2 separate regions of the Homo sapiens genome follow, and region 2 is linked to region 1. The links are chromatin contacts, found by Hi-C or POLR2A ChIA-PET in ENCODE. All regions are on one chromosome and are shown on one strand. The core of a region is the stretch at or near the end of the contact, and the rest is flanking DNA. Distances in the headings are between cores, read along the strand shown. Region 1 overlaps LOC124905146 (a long non-coding RNA gene). Region 2 has its middle 66 kb from the start of BRD1.

What was found. A loop is a pair of places that touch in the nucleus more often than their neighbours do. ChIA-PET counts read pairs that join two places held with the same protein, here RNA polymerase II (POLR2A). Pooled maps may share reads with other maps.
Region 2: a map with no recorded cell type shows a loop between it and region 1 (3-fold over the local background). The contact joins two enhancer-like sites. A Hi-C loop is called at or near these places in 3 of 37 single-sample maps with no recorded cell type and 1 of 50 pooled maps. POLR2A ChIA-PET finds 5 or more read pairs at or near these places in 3 of 52 experiments (H1, OCI-LY7 and activated CD4-positive, alpha-beta T cell).

Annotation. Positions count from the first base shown.
Region 1 is chr22:49,718,409-49,726,052 of GRCh38, reverse strand. LOC124905146 (a long non-coding RNA gene) reads left to right here. Exons shown (of 2, transcript XR_007068152.1): 1 at 1-2,542; 2 at 5,222-7,644. Among named protein-coding and RNA genes, the nearest start is that of MIR3667HG, 65 kb to the right of the region's middle. RefSeq lists enhancers at 706-1,436, 1,437-2,167, 6,757-7,269. Within about 2 kb of position 1,837, at least 4 of the 41 ENCODE cell types and tissues checked have a DNase peak (open chromatin) inside an H3K27ac peak, as active enhancers do.
Region 2 is chr22:49,757,556-49,765,199 of GRCh38, reverse strand. It overlaps the pseudogene RPL5P35. Among named protein-coding and RNA genes, the nearest start is that of BRD1, 66 kb to the left of the region's middle. RefSeq lists enhancers at 316-1,098, 1,099-1,882, 4,596-4,895. Within about 2 kb of position 3,964, at least 2 of the 41 ENCODE cell types and tissues checked have a DNase peak (open chromatin) inside an H3K27ac peak, as active enhancers do.

The sequences.
Region 1 (7,644 bases), core at 588-3,087:
ACCCAGCCAATAAACCTTTTGTTTAAGCTCATTCTGAACCAGGAACCCATGCTCCTCATACCCTGCTGTGTCCTTGGTTTTCTCCAGGATGGTGCTCTGGGGATAAAACCAGACGACCCACCTGACACGCGGAGTTGCAGGGGGTCAGGTGACACGGCGGCTGAGCTCCGAGCCCAGATGACACCCTCACAGCCGAGCTCTGCCGTGCCCGTCCTTCGTGCACCCAGCCCATCCCTTCGGCTGCGTGTGACCCCAGGACCCGGGTTCCGGTTTTCAGGTGTTATTTCTGGTCAGTGGTTTGGATCCCTCCCAGGAGGGCCTGGGTGGCCAAGGCAGCGGGAGGTGCCCTGCGGTGGCACAGCGGCACTGTCTCCACTCGCTGTTCAGGTCTGGGACACACAGTGCTGTTGCTCAGCTGGAGACGGGGCATCCCAGTGACGGTCACCTTGCAAGGACAGGAGAGACCCCTGCCCAATGTTCGATTCAGATGTCAAGACTGAAGATGCCACACACACACCAGGAGGGTGAGAACGTCCCATCCCTTACACCACTGAGGTTTCCAGGGGAGCAGGAGCCCCCCGCCGCGCCCCATCCGAGCTGGTCCAAAGGCCAGGGTTTATCGTGATTGGGGTGGGGCCGGGGCGGGGGTTCCCCGGGATGCCAGGGGCTTCTGTGCTTCGAATCTTCTACAGGCACTAAAGTGAGGCCTGGCCGGTGTGGGGCCCAGGGAGGAGGGAGAGGGGAGGCATCAAAGCCATCAGCAGCCAGTCCTCAGACAGTGGAGTGAAATCCTCCCGACCCTCCCTCAGCCAGGCGGTTTCCAGTCCCACAAAATCCCCCGATAAATCAGGACCTTTGACTGGGACAGACCAGGGAGGCGCGGGGACCACCCGGCCGGGCTCCCGGGCGATTCTCAGGGGCTGGCCGGCCCGCGTGTCTCTGCACACCGGCTCATTCTGCAGACAGCGCCGAGTGCCGCTGTGCAGGGAGACGCTCGGCTGCGCGCGGTCCGGGCACAGTTCTCGGGGAGTCCAGAGGAGGGAGCACGAGCTCCAGGGATGAGCATCGGGGCCGGACTCAGCCGTCCGTGGCTATGGCTGGAGCGGCTGGTGTGAGGCTGTGGGACCGGCCAGGGGTGGGGTGGCCGGGGCTGTATGGAGCAGGGCCACCCATGCCCGGGTCCCGCGTGCGACTTGGGAGGCCACCCTCCCTCCCCGCTGCGAGGTGGGGAACACCGGGCGGGCTCCTGGCTCCCGTGGAGAGGGAGAGACCGCGGTTTCGCCCTGGAACGGGGCCGGCGGTCGGCAGGTGCAGGGCACGGACTCCCGTCATTTCTGACGGTCTCAACTCCCGCTTCTCCTTCTCCAAAATGCCCTGCATGTTTTTCTGTTCTGGAGTTCCTCTGGAAAATGCTGGTTCTGTTTATGTCCAAGTCTCCTTTTTCCTGGTCACCGGGGTCCCGAGGTTGCGGCGCCTGACGACATGCGTGTTGCAGAAGCTGCTCTGTGGGGACAGTGACCAACGGCGTTGCCACAGTGACCCGGCCATGATGCTTCAGGACAGGACGCACGGGGCAAACGCCTGGGCACCGGGGACGGGGCAGCGCCCTCAGGCAGGGTGTCCACGGGGTGCCCCAGGGCTGCCGGAACAAAGACCCCAGTACTGCGGGGCTTAAAACAACAGAAACGTGTTGTCCTCCATTCTGGAGGCCGGGAGTCTGACTTCAGGGTGTGGGCAGGGCCGCCTTCCCTGCGGTTTCCGGGAGAAGCTCCTTCCTGCCTCCTCTTCCGGCTTCCTGCCTCTTCCGGCTTCCTGCCTCTTCCGGCTTCCCGCCCCGGTGTCCCCAGGTGTCCTCAGCAGCCGCTGCATCGCTCCGGTCTCTGCATCTGTCTGCACAAGGCCATCTTCCCGGGCACCTGTTTCCTTTCTGTGTCCCCTCCGCTTCCTATATGGACACGAGTCATAGGACTGAGGGCCTACCCTGCTCCTGTGTGACCTCATCTAAACTTAATCACTCATATCTGCCAAGAATCTATGTCCAGCTACAGTCACAGTCTGAGGTTCTGGATGAACATTTTGGAAACTATTCAACCCACTGCATTACCCAGCTGTGGCTATATATATATATATACATATACATATTTATTTTTTAGTGACAGGGTCTCGCGGTGTTGCCCAGGCTGGAGGGCAGTGGCTCTTCACAGACACAGTCACCGTGTGCTACAGCTTCCAACTCCTGGGCTCGAACCATCCTCCTTTGTCAGCCCCATGAGTACTGGGGAGCACAGGTGTGGGGCACTGTGTCCGGCTGTGGTGACAGATGGAGCCCCCGACACAGGTTTGTAACTCAAGGCACTGACATCCAACCTGAAGGGCAAGAGCAGGGCAGCGAAAGTGCTGCAGACGGAGGCCGCTTCAAGCCTGGACACCTGCGGGAGAGAAACCCCCAGGAGCCAGGATCACCGAACACCCAAAGACGTCCCGCTCTGAAAAGAGGCTGCCGCCTCAATAAACAGGAGGAGTCACAGCTGAGAAACCAGAGGTAATCAAAGTAGTCAGAACTTCACAGTGAGTCCATTCAAAATTCAATCTTCAGAGAGATGAAGACAGATATCATTCATAAAACAAGAACAGAGTATTAGGAACAAGAACAACTGGCTAGACAAAGAACATAGTAGAAATTGTTTATTATGTATTTATTTTTGAGACAGGGTCTCACTCTGTTGCCCAGGCTGGAATGCAGTGGTGTGACCACGGCTCACTGCAGCCTCCACCTCCTGGAGTTAAGTGATTCTCCTGCCTCAGCTTCCTGAACAGCTGGAACCACAGGTGCATGCCACCACACCTGGTTAGTTTTTTCTTTTCTTTTTTTTTTTTTTGAGATGGAGTTTCACCTTGTTGTTCAGGCTGGAATGCAATGGCACGATCTCGGCTCACCACAACCTCCACATCCCAGGTTCAAGCAATTCTCCTTCTTCAGCCTACTGAGTAGCTGGGACTACAGGCATGCACCACCACGTGCGGCTAATTTTGTATTTTTAGTAGAGACTGGGTTTTCCGTGTTGGTCAGGCTGGTCTCGAACTCCCGACCTCAGGTGATCTGCCTGCCTTGGCCTTCCAAAGTGCTGGGATTACAGGTGTGAGCCACCACACCTGCCCCTTACTTTTTTTTGTACAGATGGGGTCACACTGTGTTGCCCAGGTTGGCCTCAAACTCCTGGGCTCAATGATTCTCCTGCCTCAGCCTCCCAAAGCATTGGGATTACAGGTATGAGTCACTGCGCATGGCCAAAATATTAAAAACAAAACATAATTTAAGTTAGAAGCTCACATGTGGCTAGAGGACCAGTGTCAGTGAAAGAGCATTTGTTCAATGTTGGAAAAATTAATAATGAAAAGACAAATAATTTAGTTGCAGTTCAAGATCCTTTAAGACAGCACTGGGTCTGGTTGCTGACACTTGTTTAGATTTGCACATCTGCTCATGAGGGCTGGCCCCATAGCCACCTTTCCTTTGGTCAGGTTTTGGCACCAAGATTACGCTGGCATCATTGTGCCAGCAGTGTGTGTTGGGCTTATTTCTTTCTTGAATGTTTGAAAAATTTCACCAGGGAACTCACCTGGCCTGGAGACTTTCTGTGAGAAAGTTTTAGGTTGAAGGTTCATTTTCTTTCTTCTTTCTTTCTTTCTCTCTTTCTTTCTTTCTTTCTTTCTTTCTTTCTTTCTTTCTTTCTTTCTTTCTTTCTTTTTTCTTTCTTTCCTTTCTTTCTTTCTTCCTTTCTTCCTTTCTTTCTTCCTTTCCCTTCCTTCCTTCCTTCCTTCCTTCCTTCCTTTCTTCTTTCTCTCTCTCTTTCTTTCCTTCTTTCCTTCTCTCTCTCTCTCTCTCAATGCAGTTTCACTCTTGTCGCCCAGGCTGGAGTGTGCCATGGTCTCGGCTCACTGCAACCACCACCTCCTGGGTTCAAGCGATTCTCCTGCCTCAACCTCCTGAGTAGCTGGGATTAAAAGCACCCGCCACCACGCCAGGCTAATTTTTGTATTTTTAGTAGAGACGGGGTTTCACCATGTTGGCCAGGCTAGTCTTGAACTCCTGACCTCAAGTGACCTGCCTGTCTTGGCCTCCCAAAGTGCTGGGATTACAGGTGTGCTCCACCAAACCTAGCCTGAAGGTTCATTTTCTTTAACAGACAAAAGATCATTGAGATGTTCTGTTTCTCTTGTATCACTTTTGTACATTTTCTCTATATTTGTTTTGCCATCTAAATTTTCAAATTTATTGGTTAATCAGTTAGCTTTTGTTGTGTAACAAACCAGCTGAAAATAAAAACTTAAAAAGGAAAGCAATAAGCACTCACGTAGCTCAGGACTCCGAGGGCCGGCACTTTGGGTGGGTGAGCCAGGCAGCTCTGTGGCCCCCGTGGCAGCGAGGCATCTCTGCTTCTGGGAGTCTCCAGTTAATTTTGGCAGAGCTGGGGGATTGAGCCCTTAGTTCTCCACCCGGGAGTCCAGTTGGGGCTTCTTTGCACAGCGGCCCTGGGGTCCCAGGATGTGCAAGCAGAGGCTCTGGGTCCCCTGGAGTTCAGGCTGGGAGCCCCCCGGGGGCACGTCTGACCTGGTGCCCCAGCAAGTGACCCACCCAGATTCACAGAGAGGAAATAGATAGACTCTGCATCTTGGTGGCAGGTCTCCCTCACATGGCCTCAGGTTGCCCACAAGCCCCGCTTGCTTCCTTTGGGGCCGTTGGCTCTCCTTCCGATGTGGGTACTCAGTGCATTGTCTTCATGTGAGTGGGCGACCATCAGAGGGACTTTAAAAAACTGGACACTTGGCCGGGCGCAGTGTCTCACACCTGTAATTCCAGCACTTTGGGAGGCTGAGGCAGGCAGATCATGAGGTCAAGAGATCGAGACCATCCTGGCCAACACGGTGAAACCCTGTTTCTACTAAAAATACAAAAAAATTGGCCAAGCATGGTGGCACGCACCTGCAATCCCAGCTACTCGGCAGGCTGAGGCAGGAGAATCACTTGAACCTGGGAGGCAGAGGTTGCAGTGAGCCAAGATTGAGCCACTGCACTCCAGCCTGGTGACAGAGTGAGACTGCATCTCAAAAAAAAAAAAAAAGACACTTGAGCATACCTCTGCCACAAAGACTGGGCTCGTTATGACTTTTACAAATTCTGGTAAAAATACATAAAATTTCCCATTCTGACCATGTTTAGGCCTCCATACCGTGAGTTGGCGCCAGGCGCAGGCCCGTCATTGTGTCATCATCACCACCCTCCACGCAAAGAACTTCTCATCGCACAAAAGCGAAATTCTGCCGGGAAGGACCTTGTATGTCACTGCCACGCTTGATGAGAGAGAACTTCTTATTTCTGTTTTAATCCTCGCCTCCTGTTCACACGGCAGCCTGTGCTTTGGAATTGCTCCAACCACAGCGTCTGCATGGCAGCCTCCCTACCTGCTCAGCTGGGAAGTGCAGGCCCCCCAGGGGTCCAGCCCAGGAGGTGGGGGCTGCTGGGCTCCACCCAAGGAGAGGAGCCTGTGCCTGGGCCCATCCCCCAGCCATGCCAGCCACACCCAGCTGGGACCTGCGGGACCCTGGGCACAGGCAGGACTCACCCCTGGAGCTGTGGCACGGGCAGAGGGGCCGGGCAGCAGAGGCCACCTAAGTCCAATTCCCCAGAATAGTCACTGCCACAAAGGGAGGCAGAGGTGGAAATCCCTCCTGGACTTGGGAGCTTTGTGAAATCGACGCTTAGTCAAGGTGATTCTCCCAGGAGCCTGTGTAGCTACCGGCAGATGCCGGGCACTCTCCTGCTGGCTATGCACAGAGCTTTCCCCACTATTTATCCAGTCAGCTTCTTACAGTCGTCACTTTCTCTAAATGTGAAAAACCACATGCGTTTCATATGTCTCTTCCTCAGAAATACCTGACTGCGAAGTGGAGACTCTTTCCCTCTCAGTATGTTCATTCTCTTGACAATGCCTGCTCCTTGCCTTCGTGTTCAAGCCGACAATGTTAAACACACACATTGAACACATTTATTGACATTTCTTCTTCTTTTTTTTTGAAATGGAGTCTCGCTCTGTCGCCCAGGCTGGAGGGCAGTGGCGCGATATCAGCTTACTGCAAGCTCTGCCTCCTGGGTTCACGTCATTCTCCTGCCTCAGCCTCCTGAGTAGCTGGGACTACAGGTGTCCGCCACCGTGCCTGGCTAATTTTTTGTATTTTTAGTAGAGATGGGGTTTCACCGTGTTAGCGAGGATGGTCTCGATCTCCTGACCTTGTGATCTGCCCGCCTCGGCCTCCCAAAGTGCTGGGATTACAGGCATGAGCCACCGCGCCCGGCCCAATATTTATTGACATTTCATAGAAGAGCCCTCAGCCACAACGCTGATTCTGTGGGTTAAATTAGTTCATACCCCTCCAAGTGGCAGTGATGTTCAGATGTGTCGCTCATGTTCCTGTCTCATGAAATGCGGGTAAAAGTGATGCCTGCAGCTGCCGTTTGCATGTGTTTGGAAATTAAGTGTGGGGTTACTGATAGCCCATCGAAGAGAAGGAATTACTTATTCCCTGTAATATTGAGACCTTTCCAGTTTATCCTGTAAGAAGGCTCTGGAGGACGTCACCGTGGAGAGAGCTGAGACTGCTGTTGACCTCATGGGTCTTCATGGGGAGGCGTGTTCAGCAGATCAACTTGTTAAAAGCATGAGGCCCTGGCTTTGAGCAAGTGGAGGATTTAGAGACAGACCAGAGTGGACTCACTGTCTGTTCTCCCCCAGGCAGTTTTGCTGCTTACAAGTATTTGCCTTGAGATGCCTTTAATCAGCTGCTTCCCTGCGGTTCCTGCGGGATCAGCCAGCTGTGAGCATCATCACGTGTGCCAGGCTGGCTGGGTCGTGATGCCATCTTCTCCAGTGGCCCCAGACTCAGACGTGTGGTCCGGAGAAGAGACACCAGGATAGGCAGCGGGGCAGCAATGGCTGTTCTGCTTTTGAGGCCAGGGGATGCAGCTCTGGGGCCCACTGCAGCCACTCGGCTGTGGGGGACAGAAAGGTCTCCCAGGTTCCACACCCTCTGTCCTGTCACCTTGCAGCTTTGCCCCCCAAAAGACATGGAGGCTCTTTCGTCACTCCTCGAATCTGGGCTGGGCCTGAGGCTTACTTTGGCCAATAGACTGTGGGGGAAAGAAGAATGTGCTGTCGTCTGGGGCCTCAAGGGGCCTTGCAAGTCTCTGCTCTCTCAGACCCCTGCTGGACCCGGGGGCTGGCCTGCTGGAGAATGAGAGAGGAGAGGGGAGTGCCCATTTGTTCCAGTCAAGGACATCCTAGGCCAGCTGACACCCAGCCGATTCCCAGACACGGGAGAGAGCCCAGCTAAGTGTGGCAGAACCGCCTTGGGACCCACAATGGACCTCAGACACATGAGTGGACCCAGCTGAGACCACACCTGCCCAGCTGTCCACAAACGTGTGAGCAGTACTACCTGTTTATCACTTCAGGCCACTTACCGTGGGTTGCTTGTTATGCAGCAGTGGCTGACGGATGCAACTGACCACTGTGAGTGGCTGCACAGATAGGAGTCCAGGCCTAGCTCATAGCAAGGTATTTCTGCAGTTTGCCAGGAAGGAGAAAG
Region 2 (7,644 bases), core at 2,715-5,214, 37 kb before region 1:
CTCATCCTGCAAGTGTCCTGAGCCCCAGCAGTGCCCCAGTGACTCCCGCCTGGTGGCCTGTCCCCACCTGGGTGGGGGCCTGCCAGGTAGACACAGGTCTGAGGCTGCCAGCTGGAGGCGGCTTCTCCCAGCCCCTCCATTCAGCAGGAAAAGCCAACAGTTGGGTTTGGTGTCAACCCAGGGACTGAATTTCTGGCAGGTAAGCCATTGGTTTCATGAATAAATAAGCATCATAAGAATCGGCATTCATGTCTCTACATATATATATATATATATATATATATATTTTTTTTTTTTTTTTTTTTTTTTTGAGGCGGAGTCTCGCTCCGTCGCCCAGGCTGGAGTGCAGTGGTGTGATCTTGGCTCACTGCAACCTCCGCCTCCCGGGTTCACGCCATTCTCCTGCCTCAGCCTCCCGAGTAGCTGGGACTACAGGCGCCCCCACCACGCCTGGCTAATTTTTTGGTATTTTTAGTAGAGACGGGGTTTCACCGTGTTAGCCAGGATGGTCTCGATCTCCTGACCTCGTGACCCGCCCGCCTCGGCCTCCCAAAGTGCTGGGATTACAGGCGTGAGCCACCGCGCCCGGCCATCTCTGCTTATATTTTTAATCCATGGAGAGCATTTACTCGACAACTACGTTGTAGCGAGGACGTGAGTTTAGTGAGCAAGTGCGGCTTGGCATCTGCACGTCTGCCTTGGCATCTGCACGTCTGCCTGCTCTGGCGGGGCTGTGGTGGGTGACCCGGGAGCTGGGCGGAGCTGGTGAAGGCAGAAGGCAGAGCCCGTCTCCACCCACTGCCTGGGCTGACGGCTCCTCCCAGGGCTCCCTCGGGCACCACCCATGGAGCAGCTCCGGCATCCGGCCTGTGACCCCCGAAGCTCGGCCTTCCTCGAGCTTTCCGTCGGGTTCTGTGGAGCAGCAGGTCCCCTGGGGGTTACAAATGCTTCCACACCCGGTGTGAGCAGTGGCTTCCTGCGCAGAAATCACACCATGGGACCTGTTGGCTGCGGCCTATTACAGCGGCTGTCCTTAGAGGAAGAGTAAATTCATTTTGATTTATAGATAGCAGATGCTTCAACTTTCTTCCCTGCCTCGCGTTCAGGGTTCAGCAGCTCTCTGCTGCCTGTGTGAATATTAATCAGTGCCCCGGACTCTGGGAGCCGGGTTCCTTGGGTGGGGTGCCCAGGCTGGGGGCTGGTGGGGATGCCAGCAGGCCCCGGGGCTGGAGACTGCGGCCGGCTGCCCCCACGTTGCTCACAGCCCTGCACGGAGAGCCCCTTGCATACCTGGGAGATGCCCAGCCCTCAGGCCCAGGGGTGCGCACGGCAGCGCTCACTGAGAAGTGGATCCCGGAAGAGGCCTGCAAGGGTCCTTGGGGTGTTGGGGTCCAGGTGCTTTGACCTTCCTCTGGCAAAGGTGATGCTCAGCCCAGAGAGGAGCAGGCCTGGGGCCCCGGCTGGGGAGAGGGGGCAGCTTGTGGGGTGCGGCAGAAGAAGCCAGGCCCCAGGGCTGCACAGAGAGGCTGGGGCTGAGCCAATGGACCCCACAGACTCTGCCCACTTTAGCAAGGCCCAGGCCCTCCTCGCTGACCAGGTCTGTGTCCTTCCAGCCTTACTGAGATATCATTGGCACGAGAAAATTCACCCATCTAAGGCACACAATTCACTGGTTTTTAGTACATTCTCAGAGCTGTGTAACCATCATCACAGTCAATTTTGGAATCTTTCAATCACCTCCAAAGGACACCCGTTCCCATCAGCAGTCCCTCCTCCTTCCTCTTCCCCCAGCCCCTGGCAACACTGATTGGCTTTGAGTGTGTGGAGCTGCCCGTTCTGGACATTTCCTGTGAGTGGAATCATACCGTACCGGTCCTCTTGTACCTGACTTCCCACACCTGGTGCAATGGTTTACAGCGCGTTGGCTGTATCAGGTGTCAGAGCTTCACGTCTCCCCGTGGCTGAACGACACTGCGTTGCATGGGGCTTCCACAGTTTGCTTGTCCATTCATCAGCGTACGAGCACTTGGGCTGTTTATACTTTGGGGATTGTGAATAGCGCTGCTGTGAAGATTTATGTACAAGTCTGTTTTTTCCCCACACTGTTTAATTTTTTTATTCACCTGTATAGCTTGGCACTTTCACGTTATCACAGATAGAGTGACCTCACTGTTTTTATTTTTTTATTTTTAGAATTAAATTAATTATTATTATTTTTGAGACAGAGTCTTATTCTGTTGCCCAGGCTGGAGTGCAATGGCGCGATCTCAGTTCACTGCAACCTCTGCCTCCTGGGTGCAAGTGATTCCTCTGCCTCAGCCTCCCAAGTAGCTGGGATTACAGGCGCCCACCACCACACCCGGGTAATTATTGCATTTTAATAGGGACGGGGTTTCACTGTGTTGGCCAGGCTGGTCTCGAATCCCTGACATCAAGTGATCCACCTGCCTTGGCCTTCCAAAGTGCTGGGATTACAGGTGTGAGCCACCACGCCCAGCCACCTCACTGTTTTTAAATGTGGCATGGTTTTCCATTGCTTGGACATAACCTAGTCTGTTTAGCCAAGCTCTTTCTGATGGACATTTGGGTTAGTTCCCATCTGAAGTTGTCATAAACAGTGTTACCATAAATAAACTCTATATTCTGGAGGGCAGAATATAAAGTCTACTCCCTGACAAGAAAGAATAAAAACATTTTTAAAAGGCCTAGCTAGTTTTTCTTAACTAGATTGTAAGATAGACTTATTCAACCTGAAGGTGTGGGCTGATGTCACTTCACACTTGAAACCAAGGGGAGCTTCAGGGCCCAGACAAGCTTAGACTACCAGCCATTCAGAATCTACATTTTAAAAGAAAATTGAAGTGATAAAGCTGTGGTTAAACGTGAAATTGAGTTTATAAAATTTGGGCAGTTACTGAGATCTCCTTAAAGATTTGACTGGAAAGTGTAGACAATGTTTGGATCCCTATTTGATCCAATATATGAGATGACTGGGGAAATTTGACCATTGACAAGATATTCGATGACAGGAACGATTGTTTAATAAAAATGTTAGGTTTGCTAGCGATATCATGGTTATCTTTATTTAGAATCCTTTTATTTTAGAGATACATGCTAAAATATGGGAGGGTAACATCATACGCAGTCTGGGGCTGGCTGTTGAATCATTCACCTGGGAGAACAAAATTGTGTGTGGGTGTGTACAAATGTGAGGGGGTGTGGGTACAGATGATTTTTTTTTTTTTTGAGATGGAATTTTGCTCTTGTTGCCCAGGCTGGAGTGCGGTGGCGCAATCTCGGCTCACTGCAACCTCCATCTCCTGGGTTCAAGCAATGCTCCTACCTCAGCCTCCCAAGTAGCTGGGATTACAGGCATGTGCCACCATAACCTAATTTTGTATTTTTAGTAGAGATGGGGTTTCACCATGTTGGCCAGGCTGTTCTTGAACTCCTGACCTCAGGTGATCCGCCTGCCTTGGCCTCCTAAAGTGCTGGGATTATGGGCGTGAGCCACCGCGCCCGGCCCAGGTGATTTTTTTTTAAATTTTAAAGTTTTAAATATATTTAGGGGATACAAGTGCAGGTTTCTTACATGTATACATGACATAGTGCTGAAGTCAGAGCTTTTAGTGTACCCATCACCAGAACAGTGAACACTGTACCCAATAGGTAATATTTCAACCCTCACCTAAACCACATCCTGGGCCCACTGCTCCCACTACTAGCTTCTAAGCAAGCCACCTGGAGGCCCAAGAATCAGCCCCAGGACCCACCAACGCTGCAGCCAGTGTAAGCTGCTCTAGAGCCTAAAAATAAGCACATTCACCCCATCGCTACCAACGGGGCAGCTGCTGTGGTTTGGGTGATGGCGGCAGTGGTGGTGAAGCAACCCACTGGGATCCAAACAGTCTGTGTTCTTGTTGCTGGAAGCTGCGATGGGTTGGGTAGGGGAAGTCCCCAGTCCTGCAGCTGCCCATAGCAGGGCAGTGGGTCTTGTCTTGAGTATGTGTAGGAGAGCCTAGCTTCCCCGTCCTTCCTTGACTGGGCAGCAGCTGCAGCCATGTCAAGTCAAACTTGGCCTGAGGGCAGGGCACAGCTTTGCGTTAAACTCTAAAATTGGTGCCTCGGGCCTGAGACCAGGGAGGGCGGGGCTCCTCCCAGGCAAACAGCATGGGCAGGACGCTGCAGGAAGTGTGGTCTGGTTGGATCTCAGTCTCACGGCAACCTATTGCAGGGCAGTGGGTCTTGTCCTAGACATACATAAGGTAGCCTAGTTTCCCTGTCTTTTCTTGGTTGAGTAACAGCTGCAGTGGTTTCAGCCCAAGCTCAGGCCGAGGTCAGGGTGCAGTTCAGTGCTCAACTCTCCAATTGGTGCCTTGGGCCTGAGACCAGAGTGGGTGGGGTTTCTCCTAGGCAAGCAGCTTGGGTAAGAAGTTGTGTGGAGTGTGGTCTGCTCATGCATCGGTCCCAACAGCAGACCACAGCAAGGTGACAGGGCACCTCCCAGGAGTGTGTGGTAGTGCCCAGTCTCCCCTGTCTCCTTGGAGCAGTGCAGTGGCTACAGCCATGTTGTTAGATCCCTGGTAGTGAGGCTCTCAAAACGGCCTCAGCTGAGGCTGCTCCAGGTTTCAATGCCTGTGAGGTTCTTTGTGGGTTCCCTTTTCTGGAGTGACGTCTCTGTGTAATGTTCAGGCAGCTCCATATGTCGGGCCCGAGGCATGTTTAGGCATGTCCAGGAGACTCCCACCTGGAGGCTGTCAGTTCCTGGCTGGGCAAGCTGCCGTGAGCCCTCTCCTTACTTCCTTCTGGTGCTTCCTGTCTCATCTCTGGTGAATCCTAGCATTCTCTCTGGGATGGTCTGTTCAAAATGTGCACATCTATTTACTATTTTGTTCCTCTCCATGGAAGAGGTACATACTATCTGTGCCTGTCAGCCATCATGATCTCTCCATGGAGGAGGTACATACTATCTGTGCCTGTCAGCCATCATTATCTCTCTGCATATATGTTTTTTTAGATGTATGTTTTTATTTCCCTTGGGCATATGCCTAGGAGTGAATTGCATGGTTATACATTAACTCTCTGTTTAACATTTTTATTTTTTGAGACAGAGTCTCATTTTGTTACCCAGGCTGGGGTGCAGCGATGCAATCTCAGCTCACTGCAACCTCTACCTCCTGGGTTCAAATGATTCTCCTGCCTCAGCCTCCGGAGTAGCTGGGATTACAGGCGTGCACTACCACACCAGGCTAATTTTTGTATTTATAGTAGAGATGGGGTTTCACCATGTTGGCCAGGCTGTTCTCAAACTCTTGACCTCTGGTGATCTGCCAGTCTTGGCCTCCCAAAGTGCTGGGATTACAGGTGTGAGCCACTGTGCCCAGCCCTGTTTAACATTTTAAGGAGCCGCTGGATTGATTTCCAAAGCAATTGCATCATTTTACTTTCCCACCAGCAGTTTACGAGGTTCCAATTTCCCCACATCGCCACCAACACTTGCAATTTTCTATTTTTTCCTGTGTCTTTTGAGATGATCATGTGGTTTGTCCCTTTATTCTATTAATGTATTGCATTAATTGGTTTTTGGATGTTAAGCCAAGCTTGCATTCCTGGGATAAATTCTTTTTTGGTTTTAGGATATAATCCTTTTTATACATTGCTGAATTCTGTATTTTGTTAAGGATATTTGTATCTGTATTCAGAAGGGATATTCTTTCTTGTGATATCTTTGGTTTTGGTTTCAGGGTAATACTGGCCTCAGAATTAGTTGGGAAGCATGTTACTCCAGTTTGCACTGCCATAAAGAATTACTTGAGGCTGGGTAATTTATAATGAAGAGAGGTTTGTTTGGTTTATGGTTCTGCAGGCTATACAGGAAGCATAATGCTGGTATCTGCTTCTGGTGAAGGCCTCAGGAATAATGAGTGAATTCTCCTCACTCATTTCTGCAAGCCATTCTTGAGGCATCCAGCCCTGTGACCCAAATGCCTCCCACTAGGCCTACCTCCAGCATTGGAGATCTCATTTCAACATGAGATTTGGAGGGGACAAGACATCCAAACCATATCTAGAAGTCTTACCTTCTCTTCCGTTATGTTGAAAAAATGTTTGAAGGATTAGCGTTTCTTATTTAAATGCTTGGTAAAGCCCTTCCCTGCCCTGCGCTGCTGGGCCCGTAGGTCTCTGTTGAGCCACAGACGTGGGTCTCTGTTCCATAGGATGGGGTTTGTTAAAATTAAGAATAAGGCCTGCTTTAAGAGATACCAAGTGAAATTTAGACGATGAGGCGAGGGTAAAACTGATCACTATGCTCAGAAACATTTGGTGATACAGGATAAAAATAAACACCACATATCCAAATACAGGATGATAGTTTGTGTAACAAACAGAGATATCATTTGTTAGATTGCTTATGCCCGTATAGAGGGGGATATGATAGTCTGTGTAGCATATGCACACGAACTGCCAAAATATAGTGTGAAGGTTGGCCTGACAAATGACACTGCAGTGTATTGTCCTGGCCTGCTGCTGGCCCGCAGGCTTCTCAATAGGTTTGGCCTGGACAAGATCTAAGAAGGCCAAGTGGAGGTGACTGGCGATGAATACAGTGTGGAGAGCATAGATGGTCAGCTGGGTGCCTTTGTCTACTCTTTGGATGCAGAGCTTGCCAGAACTGCCGCTGGCAATAAAGTTTTTGGTGCCCTAAAGGGAGCTGTGGATGGAGGCTGGTCTGTCCCTCACGGTACCAAACAATTCCCTGGTCATGATTCTGAAAGCAAAGAATTTAATGCAGAAGTACACTGGAAGCACATCATAGGCCAGAATGTTGCAGATTACATGCGTTACTTAATGGAGGAAGATGAAGATGCTTACAAGAAACTCTCTCAATACATAAAGAACAGGGTAGGCCAGGCGCAGGGGCTCACATCTGTAATCTCAGCACTTATGGAGGTCGGGGTAGGGCAATCACTTGAGGTCAGGAGTTCACAATCAGCTGGTCAACATGGTAAAACCTCGTCTCTACTAAAAATACAAATATTAGCTGGATGTGGTGGTGGGTGCCTGTGATCCCAGCTACTTGGGAGGCTGAGGCAGGAGAATCACTTGAACCTGGGAGGTAGAGGTTGCAGTGAGCTGAGATCGCGCCACTGCACTCCAGCCTGAATGACAGAGTGAGACTCCACCAAAAAAAAAAAAGCTTAACTCCAGACATGATGGAGGAGATGTATAAGACAGCTCATGCTGTGGCCGGGCTTGGTGGCTCATGCCTGTAATCCCAGCAGCTCGAGAGGCTGAGGCAGGAGAATCGCTTGAACCTGGGAGGTGGAGGTTGCAGTGAGCCAAGATTGCGCCACGGCACTCCAGCCTGGGTGACAGAGCGAGACTCCATCTCAAAAAAAAAAAAAAAAAAAAAAGAAAGCTCATGCTGCTATACAAGATAATCCAGTCTATGAAAAGAAGCCTAAGAAACAAGTTAAAAAGAAGAGGTGAAAACGTCCCTTGCTCAGAAGAAAGACTGGGTAGTTCAAAAGAAGGCAAGCTTCCTCAGAGCTCAGGAGCAGGCTGCTGAAAGCTAAACCAAACAATTTCTATGAGGATTTTCCAGATAAAGACAATAAGCTTGTTGACAGCAACTAAAAAAAG